4 separate regions of the Homo sapiens genome follow, and regions 2, 3 and 4 are each linked to region 1. Evidence: read pairs that join two places in POLR2A ChIA-PET (ENCODE). Cell type or tissue: HepG2. All regions are shown on one strand. Each heading gives the region's core, and the rest is flanking DNA. Links, peaks and the distances in the headings are about the cores only. Region 1 overlaps AP1M2 (adaptor related protein complex 1 subunit mu 2). Region 2 overlaps CARM1 (coactivator associated arginine methyltransferase 1). Region 3 overlaps PDE4A (phosphodiesterase 4A). Region 4 overlaps CDC37 (cell division cycle 37, HSP90 cochaperone).

Region 1 (7,643 bases), core at 2,193-6,192:
GAGGGAAGCAGAGAGAGTTTCTCTCCCAGCCTATGGAATAAGGAAGAGGTGAGGAAGGGGCGGGTGCTGGGAGCAAGAAACTGCCAAGTCCAGGACCTGCCCTCACACAGACACACACAGCCCGCACCTGCCCTCCCTCTAAAATCTGCATCCGGGGCTGTAAGGAAGCCCCGTGTTCAAGCCCCCATCTCTTCTCCCTTCTAGCTGGTACGAAGTTGGTAATCTGCAGAGAAAGAATGAGGAGGGGCCATCTCAGAAATGGGGAGAGGGGGGCCGGGCACGGTGACTCACGCTTATAATCCCAGCACTTTGGGAGGTCGAGGCAGGTGGATCACTTGAGGTCAGGGGTTCGAGACCAGCCTGGCCAACATGGTGAAACCCCATGTCTATTAAAAATACAAAAATTAGCTGGGTATGATGGTGCACACCTGTAATCCCAGCTACTAGGGAGGCTGAGGCAGAAGAATTGCTTGAACCCAGGAGGTGGAGGTTGCAGTGAGCTGAGATTGCGCCACTGCACTCCAGCCTGGGCGACAGAGTGAGATTCCATCTCAAAAAAGAAAAGAAATGGGGAGGGGTGAAGGAAGAGGGACAGCCTCCCACAGCCCCTCAATTCATCCCCTATCCCAGCACTCATGATCAACAAGGCTAAGAATGGGGCTAAACACAGGTACTGTAACCATAGAAACAAGGCAGTTTCCAGGCAGCAGATGGAGGTGCTATATGTTCAGCCCCTTCTCCAAACTCGCGACCACCCTAGAACTGACGCTGACAACTGTCCCTGCTTTTTTTTCCTTTTTTTTTTTTTTTTTTTTTGAGCCAGGGTCTCACTCTTGCCCAGGATGGAGTGCAGTGGTGCAATCACAGCTCACTACAGCCTCGACCTCCTGGGCTCAGGCGATCCTCCCACCTCAGCCTCCTGAGTTGCTGGGACTACAGGTGTGCACATCACACCTGGCTAATTTTTATATTTTTTGTAGTGAAGGGGTTTTGCTGTGTTGCCAAGGCTGGTCTGGAACTCCTGAGCTCAAGCGGTCCTCCCACCTCAGCCTCCCAAAGTGCTGGAATTACAGATGTGAGCCACCACACCCAGCCAACTGCCCCCATTTTAAAGACGTGCAAACCAAGGCCCAGGGTGCCATGACAAGAAGGGGCAGTTTGCTTTCTTTTTCATTTTTTGAGACAGGGTTTCTGTCGACCAGGCAGGAGTGCAGTGGCACGATCTCAGCTCACTGCAACCTCCACCTCCCGGGTTCAAGCAATTCTGCCTCAGCTTCCTGAGTAGCTTGGATTATAGGCATACACCACCACACCCGGCTAATTTTTGTATTTTTAGTAGAAACAGGGTTTCACCATGTTGGCCAGGTTGGTCTCGAACTCCCGGCCTCAAGAGATCCACCCGCCTTGGCCTCCCAAAGTGCTAGGATTACACACCTGAACCATCACACCTGACCCTTGTTGGTTTTCTGAGCCAGAATGTGGTGAAAGCCTCGAGTCCCTACCCACTGCCTTTCCCTCACCCCATTGTCCCCAGGAGCTGGGCTGCCTTACCGCCACTCTGGGTGATGTAGCGAACCCAGGGCAGGGCCTGGTAACCACTTTTCTCAATGATCTTCATGTATCGGACCTGGAAGGGAATGAAAAGAGGTGGTCCAGGATTGCAGGAGGGAGGAGGCCAGGGCCAGGGAGAAAGAGACGGCTTAGGCCAAGCGGCTATGTGGCACAGGCTGGGATCGATGAGGGGATATCACATGGTCTTAGGGGGATGAGGTGGCACAGGCAACGGAATGGTGAATGGCTTTGGAGGTGGAGAAGGGACAGAAGTGAACAAGCCGGTGGGGAACAAGGTGGCACAGGCCGGGGGAGAGGGAGCACAGGCTGTGGGCAGATAAAGGTAACATTGCTCTGGGAAAGACCAGGCAGCCTTCAGAGGAGTGTTGACACAGGCCAGGGGACTGAGGTGACTCGAGCCAAGGGACAGGAGAGAGGGGAACCCACCGAAGTCAAGGGGAGGATCCTCCCTGCCTGCTTCTCTCACCTGGATCCCAGAGACGGTGAAGTAGGGGATCTCAAACTTGACCCCGATGGGGGGCCGGCCCTCCACCTCTTCCTTTTCCACACTGGGGAGGCCAAAGTGGGCTCGCATCAAGTACTCCTTGCCCCCCTGAGGGAACATGGGGGCATCAGGTACACGAGGGTCCGCCTACCCTCCCGAGACCTTCCTTTCAGCAACCCCTGGAGTCAGATCTGCTCACAGCCCATTTCACAGACAGGAAAATAAAGGCTCCTTAGCCTGGGCAACATATTGAGATACCATGTCTACAAAAAGTTTAAAAATTAGCTGGGTGCGGTGGAACATGCCTGCAGTTTCAGCTACTTGGGAGGCTGAGGCAGGAAGATCCCTTGAGTCTGGGAGTTTGAGGCTGCAGTGAGCCATGATCTCACCACTGCACCCCAACCTGGGTGACAGAGACTCACCAGGGAAGATTCTGACTGCAAAACCCAATCAGGGTTTTTTTCTTTTTTTAACTACCATGTCCTGTTTTACAGGCACTGATGATCCACCTCTCCCAAGATCATGGGGACAAACCAAAACCTCTAGTAGCCAAGGGATGTGGGTCACCTCATCCTGCCCATTTCACAGACAGGCAAACTGAGCCTCCTTAAGTGGAAATGGGTTTCCCAAACCCACCCAGCTCAGCAAAGCAATAGTGAGGAAGGTGAACCCAGGGCTGGTTTCCTCAAGACATTGGCAGGGGGATATTTAAATCCACACACTTCCCGTCATGGAAGTTTACACGTCTGTGAAATAGACTGGCCTGGTTTCAAGCTTGATCACTTGCATACATACGTACCTCTCTGATTTACTTGTATTTCTTTTTTCTTTTTTTTTCTTTTTTTTTCTTTTTTTTTTTTTTTGAGATGGAGTCTTACTCTGTCGCCCAGGCTGGAGTGTAGTGGTGCGGTCTTGGCTCACTGCAAGCTCCGCCTCCCAGGTTCACGCCATTCTCCTGCCTCAGCCTCCCGGTAGCTGGGACTACAGGCGCCCGCCACCACGCCCAGCTAATTTTTTTTTTTTTTGTATTTTTAGTAGAGACGGGGTTTCACAGTGTTAGCCAGGATGGTCTCGATCTCCTGACCTCGTAATCTGCCCGCCTCAGCCTCCCAAAGTGCTGGGAATTACAGGCGTGAGCCACTGCGCCTGGCCTTGTATTTCTTTTTTCTAAGTTTTTTTTTTTTTCTTGAGACAGAGTTTCACTCTGTCACCCAGGCTGGAGTGCGGTGGCGTGATCTCAACTCACTGCAACCTCCGCCTCCCGGGTTCAAGTGATTCTCCTGCCTCAGCCTCCTGAGTAGCTGGTACTACAGGCGCACACCCCCATGCCCGGCTAATTTTTTTTTTTTTTTTTTTTTTGAAATGGAGTCTCGCTCTGTCACCCAGGCTGGAGTGCAGTGGCGTGATCTCTGCTCACTGCAAGCTCCACCTCCCGAGTTCAGGCCATTCTCCTGCCTCAGCCTCCCAAATAGCTGGGACTACAGGCGCCTGCAACCACGCCCGGCTAATTTTTTGTATTTTTAGTAGAGATGGGGTTTCACCATGTTAGCCAGGATGGTCTCGATCTCCTGACCTCGTGATCCGCCCACCTCGGCCTCCCAAAGTGCTGGGATTACAGGCGTGAGCCACCGTGCCCTGCCCTAATTTTTGTATTTTTAGTAGAGACGGGTTTTCACCATGTTGGCCAGGCTGGTCTTGAACTTCTGACCTCAGGTGATCTGCCCGCTTCAGCCTCCCAAAGTGCTGGGATTACAGGTATGAGCCACCATGTCTGGCCTTTTAATCTTTTTTTTTTTTTTTTGAGACGGAGTCTCGTTCTGTTGCCCAGGCTGGAGTGTGCAGTGGCACAATCTCAGCTCACTGCAACCTCTGCCTCCCGGGTTCAAGCAATTCTCCTGCCTCAGTGTCCCGAGTGGCTGGGATTACAGGCATGCGCCACCACACCCAGCTAATTTTTGTACTTTTACTAGAGACGGATGTTAGCCGTCTCTATGTTAGCCAGGCTGGGATTTCAGGCGTGAGCCACTGCGCCCAGCTCCTCTTAATATTTTTATAGAGGCAGGGTCTCACTGTGTTCCCCAGGCTGGTCTCCAGCTCCTGGGTTCAAGCGATCTGCCCGTGTCAGCCTCTCAAAGTACTGGCATTCCAGTCATGAGCCATCACACCTGACTGGGTCTCTGATTTGTTCTCTGCCTTGTTCTCATGGCTCCTGGGCAGCCCCCACACTACTCCAGTCCCCTCCACCCCCAGATCCCCCGCCAGTCCCTGGTACTTACCGGGAAAGACTTAATACTCCAAATCACGACGTTTCTCTCCGGCACATACTTGGCGCTGCCCACACTGGTCTTGAATCTGGGGGAGTCGGCATCGCTGGGTACAGGCACAGATATCTCCACACCGTTGGCCACTGACTGTTTCTTAAACTGCCCCTTGGCCTGTCAGGGGAGCGAGCATGGGGCACGAAGAATTCGCTTGCTCATCCTTCAAATATTTACCAAGCCCTTTTTTTTTTTTTTTTTTTTTTTTTTTTGAGACGGAGTCTCACTCTGTCGCCCAGGCTGGAGTGCAGTGGCGCGATCTCGGCTGGCTGTAAGCTCCGCCTCCCAGGTTCACGCCATTCTCCTACCTCAGCCTCCTGAGCAGCTGGGACTACAGGCACCCGCCAGCACGCCCAGCTAATTTTTTTTGTATTCTTAGTAGAGACGGGGTTTCAGCATGTTAGCCAGGATGTTCTCGATCTCCTGACCTCGTGATCCGCCCACCCCGGCCTCTCAAAGTGCTGGGATTACAGGCGTGAGCCACCATGCTTGGCCTTTTTTTTTTTTTTTTTTTTTAGACGGAGTCTCTCTCTGTCACCCAGGCTGGAGTGCAGTGGCACAATCTCCGCTCACGGCAACCTCCGCCTCCTGGGTTCAAGCAATTCTCCTGCCTCAGCCTCCCAAGTAGGTGGGATTACAGGCATGTGCCACCACGCCCTGCTAATTTTGTATTTTTAGTAGAGACAGCGTTTCTCCATGTTGGTCAGGCTGGTCTGGAACGCCTGACCTCAGGTGATCCTACTGCCTCCGCCTCCCAACATGCTGGGATTACAGGTATGAACCACTGCACCCAGCCTGAAGGGGTCATTTTGAATCAGGCAAAGGTGTATGGTGCTGTCCACATGGAAGGCACCAAGAACAGGGCTTCTCGAGCCTCATGGGTGTGGGCCTGAGTTCTAACAGTTGTTGGCTGTGTATCTGCAGGCAAATGCCTTAACTTCTGTGTGCCTCAGTTTCCTCATCTGTAAAATGGACAGGATAAGGGTCCCCACCTTAGGATTGTGGAGGCCTGGGCTGAGAGGGCATATGAAAGGCTTGTTGAAAAAAGCCGGGGGTGGTGGGCCACACCTGTAATCCCAGCACTTGGGGAGATGGAGGCAGGCGTGGCGGCAGGAGCCTGTAATCCCAGCTGCTCGGGAGGCTGAGGTAGGAGAATGGCATGAACCCAGGAGGCAGAGGTTGCGGTGAGCTGAGATCACACCACTGCACTCCAGCCCGAGTGACAGAGGGAGACTCTTTCTCAAAAAACAAACGAACAAACAAACAAAAAAACCCTTCAGTCCATCACAGGAGAGTTATTATTTTATTTGATAACAGATTTTTTTTTTCTTTTTTCTTTTTGGAGATGGGGTCTAGCTCTGTCATCCAGGCTAGAGTCCTTGTCTCACTACAACCTCCTCCTCCTGGACTCAAGCAATCCTCCCACCTCAGCCTCCCAACTAACTGGCACTACAGGCACTCACCACTTTACCAGGCTAATTTTTGTATTTTTTGTAGAAACAGGGTTTCGCCCTGTTGCCCAGGCTGGTCTCAAAGTCCTGGGCTTAAGTGATCTAACCACCCCGGCCTCCCAAAGTGCTGGGATTACAGGTGTGAGCCACCGCACCCACCCGAGATCATGCATTGTTAATAAGCATTCCCCCAAGGCCCACCTTGACCATGATCTCCACGCGGCTGTGGGAGAACTTCTCAATGACAGACTCAATCCAGATCAGTGGCTTGACCTGTGGGAAGAAGAAGGGGAGAGTTCTTGGAGACTCCATGTTGACTCTCTTCTTTTTTTTTTTTTTTTTTTCTTTCTTTGAGACAGAGTCTCGCTTCTTCGCCCAGGCTGAAGTGCCATGGCGTGATCTTGGCTCACTGCAACCTGCACCTCCTGGACTAAAGCAATTCTCGGCCGGGAGCGGTGGCTCACGCCTGTAATCCCAGCACTTTGGGAGGCCAAGGTGGGCGGATCACGAGGTCAGGAGATCGAGACCATCCTGGCTAACACGGCGAAACCCCGTCTCTACTAAAAATGCAAAAAATTAGCTGGACACGGTGGCATGCGCCTATAGTCCCAGCTACTCGGGACGCTGAGGCAGGAGAATGGCGTGAACCTGGGAGGCGGAGCTTGCAGTGAGCCGAGATAGCGCTACTGCACTCCAGCCTGGGTGAAAGAGCCAGACTCCGTCTCAAAAAAATAATAATAATAAAAATTAAAAAAAACAAATAAAGCAATTCTCCTGCCTCAGCCTCCCCAGTACCTGGGATTACAGCATGTGCCACCATGCCCAGCTAATTTTTGTATTTTTAGTAGAGACAGGGCTTCACCCTGTTGGCCAGGCTGGTCTCGAACTCCTGTCCTCAAGTGATCCACCCGACTCAGCCTCCAAAATTGTTGGGATTACAGGCGTGAGCCACTGCGCTGGGCCCAGGGTCGCTCTTCAGCCTACCCCAACCTACTCCACCCAGATGGGGCTGGACCCTGCCTCACCTGGGTGCTGAGGCGGTATGACATGAGCTCAAAGTCACCATCAGGCGGGATGAAGGAGATGGTGCGGTCGTTGTCAAAGCGAGAGAGCCGCACGCACTGGTGGAATTTTACATCCTCCAGCTCTACTGATTTGTTCTTGCTGCCTGAAACTCAGAGTGGAGAGTGGAGAGTGACCCTGGGAACCAGGAAAGGATCCCTATCCCCACCTTTCCTGCCGACCACTGTCACCTATTTCACATATGGGGAAACTGGGGCCCAGAGAGAATGAGCAAAAACTGGCACAGTAGAGCTGGAATCTGAACCTAGTATCTGTACAGGATCTGGCTTGGTTTTTTTTTTTTTTTTTTTTTTTTTGAGACAGAGTTTCACTCTTGTTGCCCAGACTGGAGTGCGATGGCACGTCTTGGCTCACCGCAACCTCCACCTCCCGAGTTCAAGCCATTCTCCTGCCTCAGCCTACTGAGTAGATAGGATTACAGGAATGTGCTACCACCCCCGGCTAATTTTGTATTTTTAGTAGAGACGGGGTTTCTCCATGTTGGTCAGGCTGGTCTCAAATTCCCAACCTCAGGTGATCCTCCCTCCTCGGCCTCCCAAAGTGCTGGGATTACAGGCGTGAGCCACTGTATACCCGGCAGTGTCTGGCTTTTAAATATGATGCTGAGGCCTGGCGTGGTGGCTCACGCCTGTAATCCCCGAACTATGGGAGGCTGAGATGGGCGGATCACAAGGTAAAGAGATCGAGACCATCCTGGCCAACATGGTGAAACCTCGTCTCCACTAAAAATACAAA
Region 2 (7,643 bases), core at 2,250-6,249, 300 kb after region 1:
TTTCATATTTTTTGTAGAGAAAGGGTTTTCACTGTGTTGGCCAGGCTGGTCTCAAACTCCTGGGCTCAAGTGATCCTCCCTCCTTGGCCTCCCACAGTCCTGGAATTACAGGCATGAGCCACCGCACCGCCCTCTTTATCCTTAAGTAACATTGATATGGAGATAAAAAACATGGGTTCTTGGCCAGGCGTGGTGGCTCACACCTGTAATCCCAGCACTTTGAGAGGTTGAGGCAGGCGAATCACTTGAGGTCAGGAGGTTGAGACCAGCTTGGCCAACATGGCAAAATCTCGTCTCTGCTAAAAATGCAAAAATTAGCCAGGTGTGGTGGTACCTGCGACTGTAGTCCCAGCTACTCCGGAGGATGAGGTGGGAGGATCGCTTGAACCAGGGAAGCAGAGGTTACAGTGAGCTGAGATTGCACCACTGCATGTCAGCCTGGGTGACAGAGCAAGACCCTGTCTGAAAAAAAAAAAAAAAGCATGGGTTCTGGAGTTGGAGGTGATCAGTGCTGGGTGTATTAATTTCCCATGGCTGCAATAACAAATTATGACAGATTTTTGGTTTAAGACAACAGGAATGGATTCTCTCTCAGTTCATGGTCAGAAGTCTGAAATCATGGTACTGGCAGGGCCACAATCCCTGGAGAGGTTCTACAGGAAAATCCTTGCATCTTCCAGATTGCAGTGGATCCAGCTGTTGCTTGATTTGCAGCAGCGAAACCCAAGTCCCTGCGTCTGTCTTCACTCCTGTGTCTTGTGTCCTCTTTTTTCCTTTTTTTTTTAAAGTGAGATGGAGTCTCGCCGTGTTATAGGCTGGTCTCGAACTCCTAGGCTCAAGTGATCCTCCCACCTCAGCTGTTCTTTTCTTTTCTTTTTTTTTTTGAGACGGAGTCTGGCTCTGTCACCCAGGCTGAAGTGCAATTGCGCGATCTCCGCTTACTGCAAGCTCTGCCTCCTGGGTTCAGGCCATTCTCCTGCCTCAGCCTCCCGGGTAGCTGGGACTACAGGCGCCCGCCACCACGCCCGGCTAATTCTTTGTATTTTTAGTAGAGACGGGGTTTCACCGTGTTAGCCAGGATGGTCTCCATCTCCTGACCTCGTGATCTGCCCACCTTGGCCTCCCAAAGTGCTGGGATTACAGGCTTGAGCCACCGTGCCCGGCCCCAGCTGTTCTTTTCTTATAAGGACACTGGGCATTGGATTTAGGGCCCACTTTATATCTAGGATGATCTCATCTCAAGATCCTTATCTGCAAAGACCCTATTTCCTAATAAGGTCACCTTCACAGATTCCAGGGGTTACAACTTGGATGTCTGTCTTTTTTTTTTTTTTGAGATGGAATTTTGCCCAGGCTGGAGTGCAATGGCGTGATCTCGGCTCACTGCAACCTCTGCCTCCCGGGTTCGAGCGATTCGCCTGCTTTGGCCTCCCAAAGTCCTGGGATTACAGGGATTAGAGGCATGTGCCACCATGCCCGGTTAATTTTTTTTGTATTTTTAGTAGAGATGGGGTTTCTCCGTGTTGGTCAGGCTGGTCTCGAACTCCTGACCTCAGGTGATCCGCCCACCTTGGCCTCCTAAAGTGCTGGGATTACAGGTGTGAGCCACCGCCACCAGCCTCACATATGGCTAATTTTTAAGTTTCTTCTAGCGATGCGGTCTCACTATTTTGCCCAGGCTGGTCTTGAACTCCTGGGCTCAAGCAGTCCTCCTGCCTTGGCCTCCCAAAGTGCTAGGATTACAGACGTGAGCCACTGCGCCCGGCCAATAAATATTTATGTCCATGTTACTGACAGCAGTGTTCGTTGGTGTGGCATGGGAATGAGCTAGCTTTTCTAGGAGGAGCCCCCTATGCTCCAGGGCTGCCCCGCTGTCTTGGCTCACCGGCCATGGGAGGGAGTCCTGGGCCATGATCTGTACCTAACATAGGAGGCCCAGGAGAGGCACGTGGGGAGGACTTCCAGCCCTGTTCCTTGACGTCTGCACCCTCCAGGGGAAGGATGACAGCTGCAGAAGGGCCTGTCTCTGTCACTCTGTAGTGAACAGTTACTTCTTGCCATCTGAAGTCACCCTGGCCTACGTCCATGAGATTGGCCAAATGGCAACTACCAACACCAGGCCATTTTCCCTGTGCAGAGGGGGAGGCCCTTTGGCGTGGGCTTCCTGGGCTTGAGGAAGCTTTGGCATGGCCTCTGGAGTTCCTGGGCATAGGCTGCCCTCCCTTGGAAAGGAGGCAGTTTCTCAGGGAGGGGTGCCGGGAAAGAGAACAGAACAAACTCTCACTTCCCCAGCCCTGTGGCGCTCTTTCTGGAAATGACTGTGTCACTTTTCTTTCTTGGTCAGCACGAGTCAGTGTGGCCAGTGCTTTAGACTCTCCCATCCCCTTGGCTCAGAAGCTTACACAGCAGCATGGGCTCCGTCAGGGGCTAAACTTCAGTTTGTGAGGGGCATGCCATGGGGTGGAAAGTTCAGAGAAAAACCCTTTGTCCAAAGAAGGTGAAGAATGGCCTGCTGTCACCGAACCAGGGGCCCTTGTGACTTCCTTTGGTTACACTCCTGGGATCCCCCTGACAGCTGGGGCAGGGGTATAGAAGAGCTTGTTATGTGCCCCATCTTTAGGACATCTCGGTGTCAAGCTGGAGTGACAACAGGGAAAGTTAGTAACCCCAGAAAGGCATTTGTGTTTCAGCGGTGCCTGCGTGTGGCTAATGGATACCGTCATTTATTGAGCATTTATCCCGTACCAGACTGTGCATAAACTTGTGTTGACTCAAAATGCTTGACCTTGGGGGCAGCTAGGGAAAGGGCAGTGATATAAATTAGGCCTATGGGCCACATTGAGCCTGTGGCCTATTTTTATCTGTGTTTGTATTTTATTAGTGAGACAGAGTCTCACTGTGTTGCCCAGGCTGGAGTGCAATGGCATGGTCTTGGCTCACTGTAACCTCCACCTCCCAGGTTCAAGTGATTCTCATGCCTCACCCTCCTGAGTAGCTGGGATTACAGGCCTGTGCCACCACCCTGGCTAATTTTTGTATTTTTAGTAGAGACAGGGTTTCACCATCTTGGCCAGGCTGGCCTCGAACTCCTGACCTCAAATAATCTGCCTGCCTCAGCCTCCCAAAATGCTGGGATTACAGGTGCGAGCCACCGCACCCAGCCTGTGTTTTATTATTTATTTATTTTGAGATGGAATCTCGCTCTGTTGCCCAGGCTGGAATGCAGTGGCGCAATCTCGGCTCACTGCAACCTCTGCCTCCCAGGTTCAAGCGATTCTCCTGTCTCAGCCTCCCGAGTAGCTGGGATTACAGGCACATGCCGCCATGCCCAGCTAATTTTTTGTATTTTAGTAGCTCACTGCAGCCTCTAACTCCTGGGCTCAAGTGATCCTCTGGCCTCATCCTCCCAAGTAGCTGGGACTACAAGCACATGTCACCACCCTTGGCTAATTTAAGCAATTTTTTTAGAGACAGAGTCTTGCTGTGTTTCCCAGGCTGGCCCCAAACCCCTGGCCTCAAACCATCCTCCTCCTGCCTGAGCCTCAGAAGTAGCTGGGATTATAGTCACGAACCGCTGGGCCCGGTGTGGCCTATTTTTGTACAGACAAAGCTAAGAAAGGCTTTTACAGTTTTTGAGAGATTGATTAGGGAAAAAAACTAAAACCCAATCCACAAACAACAATAATCAGTTGAGACCACAGTGTCCTGCAAAACCTGAAATATTTACTCACTGGCCCGAGGCAGGGGAAGCTTGTAGACCCCTGGGATAAATGAATGAGGCAGGCAGGAGTTGGGGTCTGTGGGGAGTTTGGCCCCAGCCAAAAGAGAAACCAAAAAATCCTCAGGCCGAATAGAGCATACTTCTGAATTGTGTGAGCCCCTTGTGCCAATTGTGGCGCTTACTGTATGTTACCACTTACTCTGAAAAGAGTTCTGTGAGGTCAGAGATACCAACCCCAATTTACTGGTGGAAAAACAGAAATGAAAGAACTTGACTGGCCAAAGTGATGTGGTTGGCAGGCAGCAGAGATGGCTTTGGCATTCTGGGTGACTGGATGCCCACCTTAAATGCATATATAAGTGGTTCAGTGACATTTATCTGTTCATCACAAAGACCCAAAGTAGCAGAGGCTTAATTAAACACGATGGCATTTTATTTTTTGTGCTCTAATGCTAAAGTGTGAAGATTGTCAGGTGCCAAAGTCTCCTGGGCTCTTGGAAGTTCCCAGATCCAGGTCCTCCCCCCGGCTTTTTTTTTTTTTTTGAGATGGTGTCTCGCTCTGTTGCCCAGGGGCTGCAGTGCAGTGGTGTGATCTCAGCTCACTGCATCCTCTGCCTCCCGGGTTCAAGCGATTCTCCTGCCTCAGCCTCCCAAGTATCTGGGACTACAGGCGTGTGCCACCACGGCTGGCTAATTTTTGTATTTTTAGTAGAGACGGGGTATCGCCACGTTGGCCAGGCTGTTCTCAAACTCCTGACCTCAGGTGATCCACCCGCCTCGGCCTCCCAAAGTGCTGGGATTACAGGCCACTGCCCCAGGCTGATCCTCCACCATTCTTAAGGTGAGGTCTTGTCCTCAGGTTTCAGCATGACTGCTGGAGTCCCGCCATTACACCCTGGCTTCCAGACAGCAGGACAGAGGAAGGGACAAAGGAGAAAGGGTGCAAAGGTCACATCCAGGTGTTTGTTAAGAAAGGTTCCCGGTAGCTGATGCAAGGTGCTTCAGCTTTCATTTTGTTGGCTAGAATGTAGTCACATGATCACTGCCAGCTGCAAGGGATGCTGGGAAATGTAGTTTTCAATCTGAGCGGCCATGTGCTCAGCTGAATTTAGGGTTCCAGTTTCCATGGACAAAGAGAGAACATACAGGGAGTCACCTTGGCCACAGTGGGTAGGATCTGGACCTGGCCAGAATGTTGGGAAGGACGTTTCTGGGTTATGGAGAGGTGCTCCAGTGGGCCAGGGCTGGAGACAGCCACCTGGCTTGGAGCACAGGGTCCCCTGTGAGGAGTGGAGGGGCTAAAAGTGGAAACAGGGCTGGGTTGGAATCGAGGATTTTTTTGGTTTTTTTGGAGATGAATTCTCGCCCTGTCACCCAGGCTGGAGCACAGTGGCTCAATGTCATCTCACTGCAACCTCTAGCCTCCCAGGTTCAAGTCATTCTCCTGCATCAGACTCCCAAGTAGCTAGGATTATAAGTGCGTGCAACCACACCCAGATAATTTTTGTATTTTTAGTAGATACGGGGGTCTCACCCTTTTGGCCAGGCTGGTCTTGAACTCCTGACCTCAAGTGATCCATCTGCCTTGGCCTCCCAAAGTCCTAGGATTACCGGCATGAGTCACCGCACCCAGCCTCAGGTGAAATCTTAATGGAAGGTGTCCAGTGCTGTGAGCAGCTCCTGGTCACCAAGCACTGGCCCTCTGTGTAGGGGGTCTGGATGAGATGGGTGGGCAAGGCCTTTCAACAGAAGCTGGAGTGTGGTGTGAACTTGCTAATGACTTTGAGATGCCAAGCCTCACACACCTCAGACCAGGTTGGATTTAGCAGGTGGAGAGGCTCAGGAAGACCTCTGTGGCAGGTGTGTCTCCTTTCTGCGGAAACCTGCTGCTTCTAAGGTCTGCTGGAGAACCTGGGAGGTGGTGAGTTTGCAAAGACATCCAGGGAAGCAGCCACTTAAGCGAGGGCAGGATGGAGGGGCCCACCTGGGCCACACCTGGCTGCTTGAGGTGGCGAGTTGAGGCTGGGAGGGGTTTCCATCAGTTCCATCAGCTCAGAGCTAGGATTTTTTTTTCTTCTTTTTTTGAGACAGGGTCTTGCTGTGTCACCCAGGCTGGAGTGCAGTGACACGATCATAGCTCATTGCAGCCTTGAACACCCAGGCTCAAGGGATTCTCCCTCCCTCAGCCTCTCTACAGGCTGGGACCACAGGCGCACATCACCATGCCTGGCTAATTTTTTTTTTTTTTTTTTTTTGTAGAGACAGGGTCTCACTATGTTGCTCAGGCGGATGTGGAACTCCTGGGCTCAAGCGATTCTCCTACCTTGGCCCCCAAAGTGCTGGGATTACAGGTGTGAGTCATGGCAGCCACGGCTCCAGAGCTCGGGTTCTTAATCTGGTCTGTGGATGGCCCCTGGGGGCGGTCCCATGAGCCCCTCACAATTGGACACAGTTTTGCAAAGGGGTAAAAGGACAAGAATCGGTAGCTGTGACTGTGGATGAGCCTCTGAGCTTCACTTTCCCTCCCTGAAAGGGGGTGACAGTGGCACCTCCCTGGAGGTTTTCGTGGAGGGGAGGAAACACATGTAAAATACTTCACCCCAGTTGGGCACAGAGGCTCATGCCTGTAATCCCAGGTTTTGGGAGGCCGAGGCAGCAGGGCGGTTTGAGTCCAGGAATTTACAACCAGCCCGGGAAACACAGTGAAACTGTATCTCTTAAAAAATAATTTAAAAAAATTAGCCGGCATGGTGGCACATGCCTCTAGTCCCAGCTATTCCAGAGGCTGAGGCGGGAGGATTGCTTGAGCCCAGAAGCTTGAGGCTACATTGAGCCATAATCGTACCACTGCACTCCATCCCGGGAAACAGGGCAAGACCTTGTCTCTAAAAAAAAATGCTTCTTGCTTGATGACTTGTGATATATGAAAAGGAAGAAAGAAAAGAAAAGCTTTGCCCTGTGTGCCTGGCCCGAAGTAAGTGCTCCATAAATTGGCCGTGGTGTAGCTGTGGATTCTCTGCACATTTTTCTGTGCAGAACCTCCCCTGATTTCGGTCAGCTTCTCAGAAGGATCTGTGACTGAAAAAGGGTACCAGTTCCTGGAGGACAGCACCTGATTGGGGAGTGGAGTCTGCCCTGGCTGGTAAGGGATTGGGGGCTCTCTGCGCAGGGCCAGGACATCTCTCCAGGGACAGGCGAGAAGCTTTGAAAGGGCAGGAAGGAGAGGGCAGCAAGGTCAGATGCCGTGAGAGGTCAGAGTGAGAGCCAAGGGGCGGTCACTGGATTTCTGAGCAGGAGGTCACAGGTGACCTCAGAGAGCAGTCCCCTGGAGGGCTGGGGTGGGGGAGGGGCCAGCCAGATGGCAGGTCTTGGGGGAGGTGACAGTGGAGCTGCAGAGAGAGCAGGGGGGACGGTGACCTTTCCCAGCCCACTGAGACCCACTCTTTCATTCATTCAGCCAGAAACAGGCAGCGAAAGTGGACTCGCCGTCTCCATAGTGCGGTAGCTCCCATCCAGCCAGCTTGAAATGGTCAGCAGAAATTCACCAAGCGTCTGCTGTGCACCAGTTACTGTTTTAGGAGCCCAGGGATGTGGTGACACCCGAGATAAACACAAGGTCCCACATTTGCAGGCCTGGGGACATTGTCTGAGGAGCGCTAAATCAGCAATCACTTAAAACAAGCTGAGGGGCTCCAGGATGCTGGGGGAGGGGCTCTGCTTAGAGGGAGGCTGAGGGCAGAGTCGTGCTTGTGGTAAGAGCTCTAGCAGGGGCCAGCTGGCAAGTCCTGATCCACTCCTTAGCATCCCGGTGACCACTTTGTGCCTCAGTTTCCTTGGCTGTCAGTTGTGGATCTTGACATCGTCTACCCTAGAGGGTTGTTGTGAGTGGCGAGCTGATAGAAGTAAAGTGCTTAAAATAGCG
Region 3 (4,000 bases), core at 1-4,000, 120 kb before region 1:
GCTGCCCCTGACCGTGGGTCCTGTTGCTCACATCTTCCCAGGGACTCTGACTCTCAACTCCCCAAAGGTCACAGTCACCCTATCCAGGAACCCTCATGTTCCTGATGCCTCCAAACTCTGTGGGACCCCCAGCTTCTATAGAGCCCAACATCTGAAATCATCTGTGAGCTTAAAACCCTTCTAAACTTTAAAAAGCCTCCAAGCGCCGGGCGCGGTGGCTCACGCCTGTAATCCCAACACTTTGGGAGGCTGAGGCAGGCGGATCACTTGACATCAGCAGTTTGAGACCTGCCTGGCCAACATGGTGAAACCCCATCTCTACTAAAAATACAAAAAATTAGCCAGGCATGGTGGTGGGTGCCTGTAATCCCAGCAACTCAGGAGGCTCAGGCAGGAGAATCGCTTGAACCCAGGGGGTGGAGGTTGCAGTGAGCCGAGATCGCTCCATTGCACTCCAGCCTAGGCAACAAGAGTGAAACTCTTGTCTCAAAAAAAAAAAAAAAAATATTAGCCGGGCATGGTGGTGTGTGCTTGTAATCTCAGCTACTTGGGAGGCTGAGGCAAGAGAATCTCTTGAACTCAGGAGACAGAGGTTGCAGTGAGCCAAGATCACACCACTGCGTTCCAGCCTGGGCAATAGAGTGAGACTCCGTCTCAAAACAAACAAACAAACAAACACCTCTTTGTTTTAGCACTCACTTGAACCCGGGAGGCAGAGGTTGCAGTGAGCTGAGATCACGCCACTGCTGCACTCCAGCCTGGGCAACAGAGTGAGACTCTGTCTCAAAAAATAAACAAAAAAAAAAAGCCTCCAAGCTGAAAAGCCTCCTGAACTGAGTAGAACCCCAAATTCAATAGAATTTCCAAACTTGGATTGACTCCCTTCCAAACTCAGTAGACACACCCAAACTCAAGAGAGATGCCCAAACTCAGTAGAGTTCTCAAACTTAAGGGAAGTTCTGTGCTTCCGAGTCCACAAAAGGCCCCCCAACTTTAGCAACCTCCAAACTGAAAAACCCCCAAATTCAATAGGATCTCCAAACTTGGTATGACCCCCCCCCAATTCAGTAGACTCCCAAAATGTTAGAACCCTAATCTCTAGAAGATTATCAAGCTTAAGAACCTGTAAGAGGCAGGAAGAGGCAGCTCTTGCCTATAATCCCAGGACTTTGGGAGGCTGAGAAAAGAGGATCGCTTGAGCCCAGGAGTTCAAGACCAGCCTGGGCAACATAGTGAGAATCTGTCTCTACAAAAAAAATTAAAAACTAGGCCGGGCGCAGTGGCTCACGCCTGTAATCCCAGCATTTTGGAAGGCCGAGGTGGGCAGATCATGAGGTCAGGAGTTCAAGACCAGCCTGACCAACATGGTGAAACGCCATCTCTACTAAAAATACAAAAATTAGCTGCGCGTGTTGGCACACACCTGTAATCTCAGCTACTCAGGAGGCTGAGGCAGGAGAATTGCTTCAACCTGGGAGATGGAGGTTGCAGTGAGCTGAGATAGCGTCACTGCACTCCAGCCTGGGTGACAGAGTGAGACTCCATCTCAAAAAAAAAATAAATAAATAAATAAATAAATAGAATAAAAAACTAGTCGGGCATGGTGGCGTGTGCCTGTGGTCCCAGCTACCTGGGAGGCTGAGGCAGGAGGATCACTTGAGCCCAGGAGTTCGAGGCTGCAGTGAGACATGATTGCGCCACTGCACTCCAGCTTGTCTCAAAAAAACTAACACCTGTAAGATTCCTAATTCAATGGAACCCCAAATGCACCAGAATACCCCGATTTCACTGGAACCCTTAAGTTCATGGGTACCTCAAAACCCTCAAGCTAGAGATATTCCCCCAAACTCAGGATAATTTAATCCTCGCAGTTTATCACTACACTCCAAAGGCCCCCAAATTCGGGAACCGCCCAGACAAGCTCAAGAAAAGTGTTGGGGCTGGGTGCGGTGGCTCACGCCTGTAATCCCAGCACTTTGGGAGGCCGAGGCAGGCGGATCACTTGAGGTCAGGAGTTCAAGACCAGCCTGGCCAACATGATGAAACTCCATCTCTACTAAAAATGTAAAAATTAGCCGGGCGCGGTGGCGGGTGCCTGTAATCTCAGCTACTCGGGAGGCTGAGGTAGGAAAATCGCTTGAACCCGGGAGGTGGAGGCTACAGTGAGCCAGAGATCGTGCCACTGCACTCCAGCCTGGGCGACAGAGCGAGACTCTGTCTCAAGAAAAAAAGTGTTCGGTGTTTCCAGTACTCCCACCAGTGAGGGTGTGTCTCTGAGTTCTGAGGATCCACCCAATGGGAGCATAACATGTAAATGACCCGTATTAGGCCTTTTCATTGACTAGCTAGCTCCAGGTCACAATGGGTGACCTTGGCTCAGCTCTGGAAGCCCCTGAAAGCTCAGGAAAAGGGTTCCTGGGGCTGTCCCCCAGGCAGGCTGGTGCCAAGGTGGGCGGGGGGGGGGGGGGGCAGGGACATGGAGCCAGAGACCACCCTTCCCTCTCTCTTCCCAGTGATGCCACCCCCCACACCAGCACTCTTGGCCCCCATGCTGGGATCTTCCCCACCCAGAAAGGTTCCCTGGGTGTTCGGGGTAGGCAGCGGCTCTCCCTGGCATCCCCACCTCGCTTTCTGACTTCCCACACCACTCTCCATCCATATCTGATGATCAGACCGGGGCCATCCCAGAGCCCTGGGCCCCCACTCCAGCCCACCACCTCCTGGAAGATTTCCCACATCCCCTCTGGTTTCCTGACTCTGAGTAGCCAGCGGCATCACAGCTGAAAGGGTTCTGCCGTTTCGGGTGAGCCTTCCCCGTACGTGGTAGTGGGCTGAAGAATAAGGGAGCCTCCAGGGGTGGAAGGGTTGTTCACACTTGTTCCTGCTCCCCATCTTCTGCAGACAAACAGAATGAAGTGGAGATCCCATCACCCACGATGAAGGAACGAGAAAAACAGCAAGCGCCGCGACCAAGACCCTCCCAGCCGCCCCCGCCCCCTGTACCACACTTACAGCCCATGTCCCAAATCACAGGGTTGAAAAAGTTGATGCATAGTAACAGCCTGAACAACTCTAACATTCCCCGATTTGGGGTGAAGACCGATCAAGAAGAGCTCCTGGCCCAAGTGGGTGGGGGCTCAGTAGGGGCAGGGCTGGAGGGGGTGGTCTCCTGGGACCCTGAGAAGGACTGGGCATTGGGTTATGTCTTAGGCCAGGTTTCCCAGAAGCAGAGCTTGAGATGAGGGTTTGAGCCCATCTTGAGGCAAGCATGCTGGCTCTTTGTACCTCTGTATCATTCATTGCTTGGGGGCCGTCCCCAGGGCTGGACGTATCACCTCTTGCATGTAGCTCCTGTTGGGACTAGTCTTCTGGAAATGCAGGCAGCTGTGAGCCTTAGCAGGCAACACTCCCAGCTGCAGAGGGATTGGTGTACACAGCAGTGACGCTAATCCAGACTGTGCCCCCATAGTGTCCCCAACAGTCCAGACCGGTGTTTCACTCCTAGCTCTTCCAGGGGACAGCGGCAGTGGAAGTGATCCATCTTTGGTGGCTCACTCAGCTGAGGCTTATTGTAACCCTCTTTGAGCCACCTCCTCCAGTGAATCTTCCATTCAGTCACCTGGCCTTTAGTTATTTATTTTTATTTATTTATTTATTTTGAGATGGAGACTCGCTCTGTTGCCCAGGTTGGAGTGCAGTAGTGTGATCTCGGCTCAAGGCAACCTCCACCTCCTGGGTTCAAGCAATACTCCTGCCTCACCCTCCTGACTAGCCGGGACTAAAGGCCTGTGCCAGCACACCTGGCTAATTTTTGTATTTTTAGTAGAAATGGGGTTTCACCATGTTGACCAGGCTGGTCTCGAACTCCTGGCCTCAAGTGATCCACCCGCCTTAGCCTCACAAAGTGCTGGGATTGCAGGCGTGAGCCACTGCACCTGGCCAACTGGTGTTTATTAAGCAGCTACTATGTGCTGGCCCTTTTCTGAATTTTGGAGAGACA
Region 4 (7,643 bases), core at 3,095-7,094, 190 kb before region 1:
TGTGATCTCAATTCACTGCAGTCTCAACTTCCCAGATTCACCATTCACAATCTTCCACCTCAGCCTCCTGAGTAGCTGGGACTACAGATGTGCATCACGATGCCTGGGTAACTTTTTTTTTTTTGAGGCGGAGTCTTGCTCTGTTGCTAGGCTGAAGTGCAGTGGCACGATCTCGGCTCACTGTAATCCCTGCCTCCCAGGTTCTAGCGATTCTTCTGCCTCAGCCTCCAGAGAAGCTGGGATTACAGGCGTGTGCCACCACACCCAGCTAATTTTTTTGTATTTTTTAGTAGAGATGGGGTTTCACCATGTTGGCCAGGATGGCCTCAATCTCCTGACCTCATGATCCTCACGCCTCGGCCTCCCAAAGTGCTGGGATTACAGAAGTGAGCCACCGCGCCCAGCCGCCTGGCTAACTTTTGTGTGTGTGTATTTTTTATAGAAATGGGCTTCCACCAACCCCGTCTCTACTAAAAATACAAAAATTAGCCGGGTGTGTTGGTGGGTGCCTATAATCCCAGCTACTTGGGAAGCTGAGGCAGGTGAATCACTTGAACCTGGGAGGCGGAGTTTGCAGTGAGCTGAGATCGCGCCACTGCACTCTAGCCTGGGCGACAGAGTGAGACTCTATCTCAAAAAAAAAAAAAGGAAAAGAAATGGGTTTTCACCATGTTGCCCAGGCTGGTCTCAAACTACTGGGCTCAAGTGGTCCTCCCGCCTTGACCTCCCAAACTGCTGGGATTACAGGCGCATGCCACCACACCCGGCTAATTTTTTAGTATTTTTTAGTAGGGACGAGGTTTCACCATGTGGGCCAGGATGGCCTTGATCTCCTGACCTCGTGATCCTCCCGCCTTGGCCTCCCAAAGTGCTGGGAATACCGGTGTGAGCCACCTCGCCTGGCCGGCTGGCTAACTTTTGTGTGTGTGTAATTTTTTTAGAAATGGGTTTTCACTATGTTGCCCAGGCTGGTCTCAAACTACTGGGCTCAAACTGCTGGGCTCAAGTGGACCTCTGGCCTTGACCTCCCAAACTGCTGGGATTACAGGCATGAGCCACCGTGCCCAGCCCCTGGGAAGTTTCTTTGAGCACAAGTTCTATTGCCTGTCTGCGGTTCTAGGACCGCACCAGAAAGAGGTCCGTCTGGTTGTCTGCTAAGCCCTCAGTGCCTGAGATTGTGCATCCAGCCCAGTAGGTGGCTTAAGAAGCCACAGCTGGAGGGGAATGAATGGCCTGGGAGCCAGGAATCCCTGGCTGTTGTCCTGCCTGCTGCGGGAGGGCTGGCTGTGAGCTTCCTCTCTGTCGCCGCTTAGAGTACAGTACCTAGAAGCCAAGAGTGCCAGATTTTTCTTTTTCCTTTTTTCTTTTATTGAGAGAGGGAGTTTCGCTCTTGTTGCCCAGGCTGGAGTGCAATGGCACAATCTCGGCTCACCACAACCTCTGCCTCCTGGGTTAAAGCGATTCTCCTGCCTCAGCCTCCCAAGTAGCTGGGATTACAGGCATGCGCCACCACGCCCGGCTACTTTTTTGTATTTTTAGTAGAGATGGGGTTTCTCCATGTTGGTCAGGCTGGTCTTGAACTGCCGACCTCAGGTGATCCACCCACCTCGGCCTCCCAAAGTGCTGGGTAATACTGGTGTGAGACACCGTGCCCGGCCTAGAGAGTGCCAGATTTTTCAACAGCCATTGGGGCAATGCTCCGTGATTAGATGCTAGAACACAGTGGGCCGAGTGGGCCTGGGACCCGGTATTCCCCGCTCCCAAAGGAACTAGAAGGAAATGCCACATGAGGCGATTAATAATAACAATGCTAGTCATACTCCCAGTAACGATATCAATTCTAACAATGAGCTGGTGCGGTGGCTGGCACCTGTAATCCCAGCACTTTGAGAGACAGAGGCAGGAGGATCGCTTGAACCCAGGAGTCCCAGACCAGCCTGGGCAACATAGTGAAACCTCGTGTCTACAAAAAAAATTTAAAAATTAGCTGGGCATGGTGATACACGCCTGTAGTCCCAGCTACTAGGGAGGCTGGGGTGGGAGGATCGCTTGAGTCCACAGGTTGAGGTTGCAGTGAGCTGTGATCGCACCACTGCACTCCAGCCTGGGCAACCGAGCAAGACCCTATCAAATAAATAAATAAATAAATAAATAAATAAATAAATAAATAAAGCTGACATTTTCCCAGCCTGCACACTGGGGCCGAGCGTGGGTATTTAGCCATCTCTGGGTCTTCTCAGTTTCTTTCTTTTTTTTTTTTTTTTGAGATGGAGTCTCACTCTGTTGCCCAGGCTGGAGTGCAGCGGCGTGATCTCGGCTCATTGCAAGCTCCACCTCCCAGGTTCATGCCATTCTCCTGCTTCAGCCTCCCGAGTAGCTGGGACTACAGGTGCCCGCCACCACACCCGGCTAATTTTTTGTATTTTTAGTAGAGACGGGGTTTCACCAGGGTTAGCCAGGATGGTCTCGATCTCCTGACCTCGTGATCCGCCCGCCTCGGCCTCCCACAGTGCTGGGATTCCAGGCACCAGCCACTGCACCTGGCCTCTTCTCAGTTTCTTTGCAAGTGGTATCAGCACCCCCACTTGACAATTGAAGAAAAGAGGCTAAGGAGGCTGTTTTGCCAAGGCCTGGCGCCTCCTGCCCAAACTCAGACCTGGTCCATAAGGGAGGCCCCAGACCCCACATGTGACTAACAGGAGGGGGTTTCCCAGGACTGAGGGGGTTCCCCAATGGGGGGCTTTCCATGCTAAAATTGGGACAGTCCTGGGCAGGCCAGGACAGTTGGCCACGCCACTACGGCGGGTTTCTCAGAAGGAACAAAAGCTGGGGGCTTCCCCTGGCTCTGCAAGGGCTGCAGGGAGGGGCCTCCTCAGAGCCCCCTGGGACCTGGGAAAAGCCAAGAGTTGATGGATTAAAAGTAAAATACCTTTGTGTTTTCATGAGTGAGAAAGTTCAGGGAACAGCCAGTCTCCTCCTCAAAACAACCATGAGATGGATTTCCTGGGAAATCTTTTTTTTTTGAGACAGAGTTTTTCCTCTTGTCGCCCAGGCTGGAGTACAATGGCACGATCTTGGCTCACTGCAACCTCTGCCTCCTGGGTTCAAGGGATTCTCCTGCCTCAGCCTCCCGAGTAGCTGGGATTAGAGGCGCCTGCCACCACGCCCAGCTAATTTTTGTATTTTTTGTAGACACGGGGTTTCACCATCTTGGCCAGGCTGGTCTCGAACTCCTGACCTCAGGTGATCCACCCGCCTTGGCCTCCCAAAGTGCTGGGATTACAGGCATGAGGCTACCGCACTCAGCCTCCTGGGAATCTTTCCACAAAAATTCTACGCTCCTTTGGGCACGTGTGTGAACCTGTGTTCTCTAGAAAATTCTCAGGAGCAGCCCCAAATGGGACACTCGGTGCTGGCCTGAGAGGATACAGAGGAGTAACTTACACACATGAAGGCTGGCACCAGACGGGCTGAGTTCAAGCCCCAGCTCCATCACTGTGTGATCCTGGGCGGCCCCTTAACCCCACTGTGCCTCAGTTTCCTCCTCTGCAAGATGTGACTATTTAGTCCCAAACCCAGAGGCATGTCAGGGACATCAAATGAGTTAATACACTTCATTAGCCAGGTGTGGTGGTGCATGCCTGTACAGGAGGCTGAGGCAGGAGAATCGCTTGAACCTGGGAGATGGAGGTTGCAGTGAGCCGAGATCGTGCCACTGCATTTAAGCTTGGGCAACAGAGCAAGACTCGGTCTCAAAAAAAAAATAAATAAAAGGACTGGTGGTGGATAGCCAGATGCAGTGTGTGTCTCTTGGCTGTAATTTGAGCTACTCAGGAGGTTGAGGCAGGAGAATCACTTGAGCCCAGAGGTTAGAGGCTGCAGTGAGCTATGATTGTGCCACTGCACTCCAGCCTGGGTGACAGAGCCAGATCCCATCTCTTAAAAAAAAAAAAGGGGGGGGCCACACATGGTGGCTCATGTGTGTAATCCCAGCACTTCGGAAGGCCAAGGCGGGCAGTCCTCTTGAGGTCAGGAGTTTGAGACCAACCTGGCCAACATAGTGAAACCCTGTGTCTACAAAAAATACAAAAATTAGGCCGGGTGCGGTAGCTCACGCCTGTAATCCCAGTACTTTGGGAGGCTGAGGCAGGTGGATCATGAGGTCAGGAAATCAAACCCATCCTGGCTAACACAGCGAAACCCCGTCTCTACTAAAAATACATAAAAATTAGCCGGGCGTGGTGCCAGACGCCTGTAGTCCCAGCTACTCAGGAGGCTGAGGCAGGAGAATGGCGTGAGCTCGGGAGGCAGAGCTTGCAGTGAGCTGAGATCAGGCCACTGCACTCCAGCCTGGGCGACAGAGCAAGACTCCATCTCACAAAAAAAAAAAAAAAAAAAAAAAAAAAGGGCCGGGCACAGTGGCTCACACCTGTAATCCCAGCACTTTGGGAGGCCGAGGAGGGCAGATCACGAGATCAGGAGATCGAGACCACGGTGAAACCCCGTGTCTACTAAAAATACAAAAAATTAGCCGGGTGTGGTGGCGGGCGCCTGTAGTCCCAGCTACTCGGGAGGCTGAGGCAGGAGAATGGCGTGAACCCCGGAGGTGGAGCTTGCAGTGAGCCGAGATCATGCCACTGCACTCCAGCCTGGGCGACAGAGTGAGACTCTGTCTCAAAAAAAAAAAAAAAAAAAAGCCAGGTGTGGTGGAGTGCGCCTGTAATCCCAGCTACTTGGGAGGCTGAGGAGGGAGAATCCCTTGAAACTGGGAGGCAGAGGTTGCAGTGAGCCCGAGATCATGCGACTGCACTCCAGCCTGGGCGACAGAGTGAGACTCAGTCTCACAAAATACAAACAAAATCTTCAATAACAAGGAATGCAGTATTTTGAAAAACTGAAATTAACACCAAAATGTGTATGATGAACAAAAATTATTATTATTATTATTATTTTTGAGACGGAGTCTCACTCTGTTGTCCAGGCTGGAGTGCAGTGGCGCGATCTTGGCTCACTGCAACCTCTGCCTCCCGGGTTCAAGCGATTCTCCTGCCTCAGCTTCCCGAGTAGCTGGGATTACAGGCACGTGCCACCACGCCTGGCTAAGTTTTGTATTTTTTGTACAGACGGGGTTCCACCATGTTGGTCAGGCTGGTCGCGGACTCCTGACCTTGTGACCCGCCCTCCTCGGCCTCCCAAAGTGCTGGGATTACAGGCGTAAGCCACCGCGCCCCGCTCAAAAATTAAAATTTTTACTCGGCAGGGCACACTGGCCTGTAGTCCCAACACTTTGGGAAGCTGAGGCGAGCAGACTGCTTCAGCTCTGTTCAAATCCAGCCTGAACAACATGGAGAGAACCCTGTCTCTGAAAAATAAATAAATAAAAAGATCTTGGAAGGTGTCTGAGGCTCAATCAGGGTTCCAGGAGTCCCCCTGCAGCTCCTACCTGTCGTTCTCACTCATACAAAACACTAAGGAAAGTTACTAGATTTGCAGCTCACTCCTGCCCCCTGGTGGTGATCGGCTTGGGCACAACAGCATTCCAGGGGTTTTTATCCAATGCTTTTGCAAATGTTTCCTGAAGGTCCCCTTTCTGGCACTGTGTATGTTGCAAGAAAAAGTCCGTGCTCTGGTGGCACCCACAGTACATGGGAGGTGACAATACACAGGTCTGTGTGAAGAAAGGCATGTGAGGCAGGTTTGGTGGCTGAGCATGAGGGGAATTAAAGTAGGTCAAGGAGGGCCTCAGAGAAGTGGCATTGATCTGTGGTCTGAGTGACAAGCAGTCCCCTCAGAGATGATGTCCCCCAGGAGAGGTAGGCATAAGTCTACTGGATCGGAGGTATTTCATGTCTTAAACTGATGTGAACCTGGGTATTTATTGTACTTTGATCTTAGCTCACTGCAGCCTTGACCTCCCGGGCTCAAGCAATCCTCCTGCCTTAGCCTCCCAAGTATCTGTAACTACAGGTGCGCCCCACTGCGCCCAGCACTGTTTTTTTTTTTTGTTGTTGTTGTTGTTTTTGAGATAAGTCTTTGTCACCCAGGTTGGAGCGCAGTGGCGTGATCCTGGCTCACTGCAACCTCCACCTCTCAGGTTCAAGCAGTTCTCCTGCCTCAGCTTCCTGAGTAGCTGGGACTACAGGCACGTGCCACCATACCTGGCTAATTTTTGTGTTTTTAGTGCAGACTGGGTTTCACCATGTTAGCCAGGCTGGTCTTGAACTCCTGGGCTCAAGTGATCCTCCTGCCTCAGTCTCCCAAAGTGTTGGGATTACAGGTGTGAGCCACGCCTGGCCGTGCACTCTTCTTTAAGACTTTTCCTGTGGCAGAAATATTTTGTGACTTTTGAAGACGGCCAGCAAGTGCCAAGGTCCCCGTTCAGAGAATCTGAGTGCCAGGTGCCAGTTGTCTGAACCATTACCTCACTTGTCCCCCTCACTACGGCCTGAGGAGGGCACTAGCGCGACGACGTTAGCCCTAAGAGCAGGGACACTGAGGCTCAGCGCATCACCCAAAGCCACACGAAGAGAAATTTCAAGTGCTCAAGGGCCAGCATGGAGTTGGGGACAACAGGGCAGCGAGGCAACAGGCAGATGGTGCTGGGGGCCTGGTCAGTTGCAGGGAGGACTTCGGCTTCTGCTCCCAGGGAGGGGAGTCCTGCGAGGCTTTTGAGCAGAGGTGGGACATGCCCTGACCTGGGTGTTCACAGGTACCCTCTGGCTGCTGCCTGTTCAGGGGCTGACTTGTAGTGGGGAATGAGGAGGAGGCTGGGGCAGGAATTAGAGCCAGAGGCGATGGGGACCTGAAGGCCATAGGGACAAAAGGCAGTGGTCAGAATCAAGAATGTTTGGGGGGGTGGGGCCAAGTGCAGCGGCTCACACCTGTAATCCCAGCACTTTGGGAGGCCAAAGTGGGAGGATCACCTGAGGTCAGGAGTTCAAGACTAGTGTGGCCAATATGGTGAAACCCCATGTCTACTAAAAACACAAAAAATTAGCCGAGTGTGGTGGCGGGTGCCTATAATCCCAGCAGGAGGCTGAGGCAGGAGAATCACTTGAACCTGGGAGGTGGAGGTTGTAGTGATCCGAGATTCCACCACCGCACTCCAGCCTGGGTGATAGCTGGACTCTCAAAAAAAAAAAAAAAAAAAAATCTGTTTGGGGGCAGCGCTGGCCATAGGGTGGGGAGATATAGTCCATCCAGGATGCTGCTCCAAAAGGTTGTAGGAAGCTGGAAAGGTGTGGGGTGCGGGCAGGTGCGCCAGATCCACAAAACCCTAGGGAATGTGACTTGGTTTGCAGATCACTACTGCCCTCTGGTGGTGATCAGCTTGGGCCACCCTGCATTCTGGAGGTCCAAGTAGGGACAAGGGAGTGGGTGGGTGAGACTGAAGGTTGGGGGCTTTTGAGGCCTCTGGAAGAAGACTGTTCCAAGTTGTGGAACAGCATGTGTGAGGCGAGGACCCACGATGGCTGGTGGGCAAAGGACCAGAGAAGCACAGCTCAGCCCCCAATATCCCACCAAGTTTCCCTCCCACCTACAAGAGATGGGCTGCCTGAACGGCCCTCCCAGCAGCCCAGAGAGCATCTGAAATCTTTTATTGGAAGATCATTGCTGTTTGCCAAATAGAAGACACAGACAGC

Evidence for each region. Peaks named below come from ENCODE experiments on the same cell type or tissue, not always from the same donor. Only the 100,000 strongest peaks of a DNase experiment are listed, where the experiment ranks them.
Region 2: POLR2A ChIA-PET joins it to region 1 with 5 read pairs; 1 of 35 experiments calls an interaction of 5 or more read pairs at or near these places.
Region 3: POLR2A ChIA-PET joins it to region 1 with 5 read pairs; 5 of 35 experiments call an interaction of 5 or more read pairs at or near these places.
Region 4: POLR2A ChIA-PET joins it to region 1 with 7 read pairs; 6 of 35 experiments call an interaction of 5 or more read pairs at or near these places.

What each region holds. Positions count from the first base shown.
Region 1 is chr19:10,572,866-10,580,508 of GRCh38, forward strand. AP1M2 (adaptor related protein complex 1 subunit mu 2) reads right to left here. Exons shown (of 12, transcript NM_005498.5): 7 at 6,851-6,993; 8 at 6,027-6,098; 9 at 4,333-4,491; 10 at 2,039-2,164; 11 at 1,552-1,627; 12 at 1-223. The coding sequence ends at 201. Among named protein-coding and RNA genes, the nearest start is that of CDKN2D, 7.7 kb to the left of the region's middle. In HepG2, for the core only: no CTCF peak of the experiment used is centred there; a DNase peak (open chromatin) is centred at 4,516; H3K4me3 peaks cover 1,016 bases.
Region 2 is chr19:10,874,559-10,882,201 of GRCh38, forward strand. The region is part of intron 1 of CARM1 (coactivator associated arginine methyltransferase 1); the gene reads left to right. Among named protein-coding and RNA genes, the nearest start is that of CARM1, 6.8 kb to the left of the region's middle. RefSeq lists enhancers at 1-242, 243-743, 2,393-2,622, 4,430-5,272, 6,114-6,956 and 2 more. In HepG2, for the core only: no CTCF peak of the experiment used is centred there; a DNase peak (open chromatin) is centred at 4,703.
Region 3 is chr19:10,454,978-10,458,977 of GRCh38, forward strand. It overlaps PDE4A (phosphodiesterase 4A), which reads left to right. Exons shown (of 15, transcript NM_001111307.2): 8 at 2,902-3,125. Among named protein-coding and RNA genes, the nearest start is that of PDE4A, 36 kb to the left of the region's middle. In HepG2, for the core only: no CTCF peak of the experiment used is centred there; no DNase peak of the experiment used is centred there.
Region 4 is chr19:10,383,552-10,391,194 of GRCh38, forward strand. It overlaps CDC37 (cell division cycle 37, HSP90 cochaperone), which reads right to left. Exons shown (of 8, transcript NM_007065.4): 8 at 7,582-7,643. Among named protein-coding and RNA genes, the nearest start is that of TYK2, 6.8 kb to the left of the region's middle. RefSeq lists enhancers at 2,512-2,901, 2,982-3,041, 5,204-5,704, 5,284-5,343. In HepG2, for the core only: a CTCF peak has its summit at 5,505 (motif pointing left); a DNase peak (open chromatin) is centred at 5,520.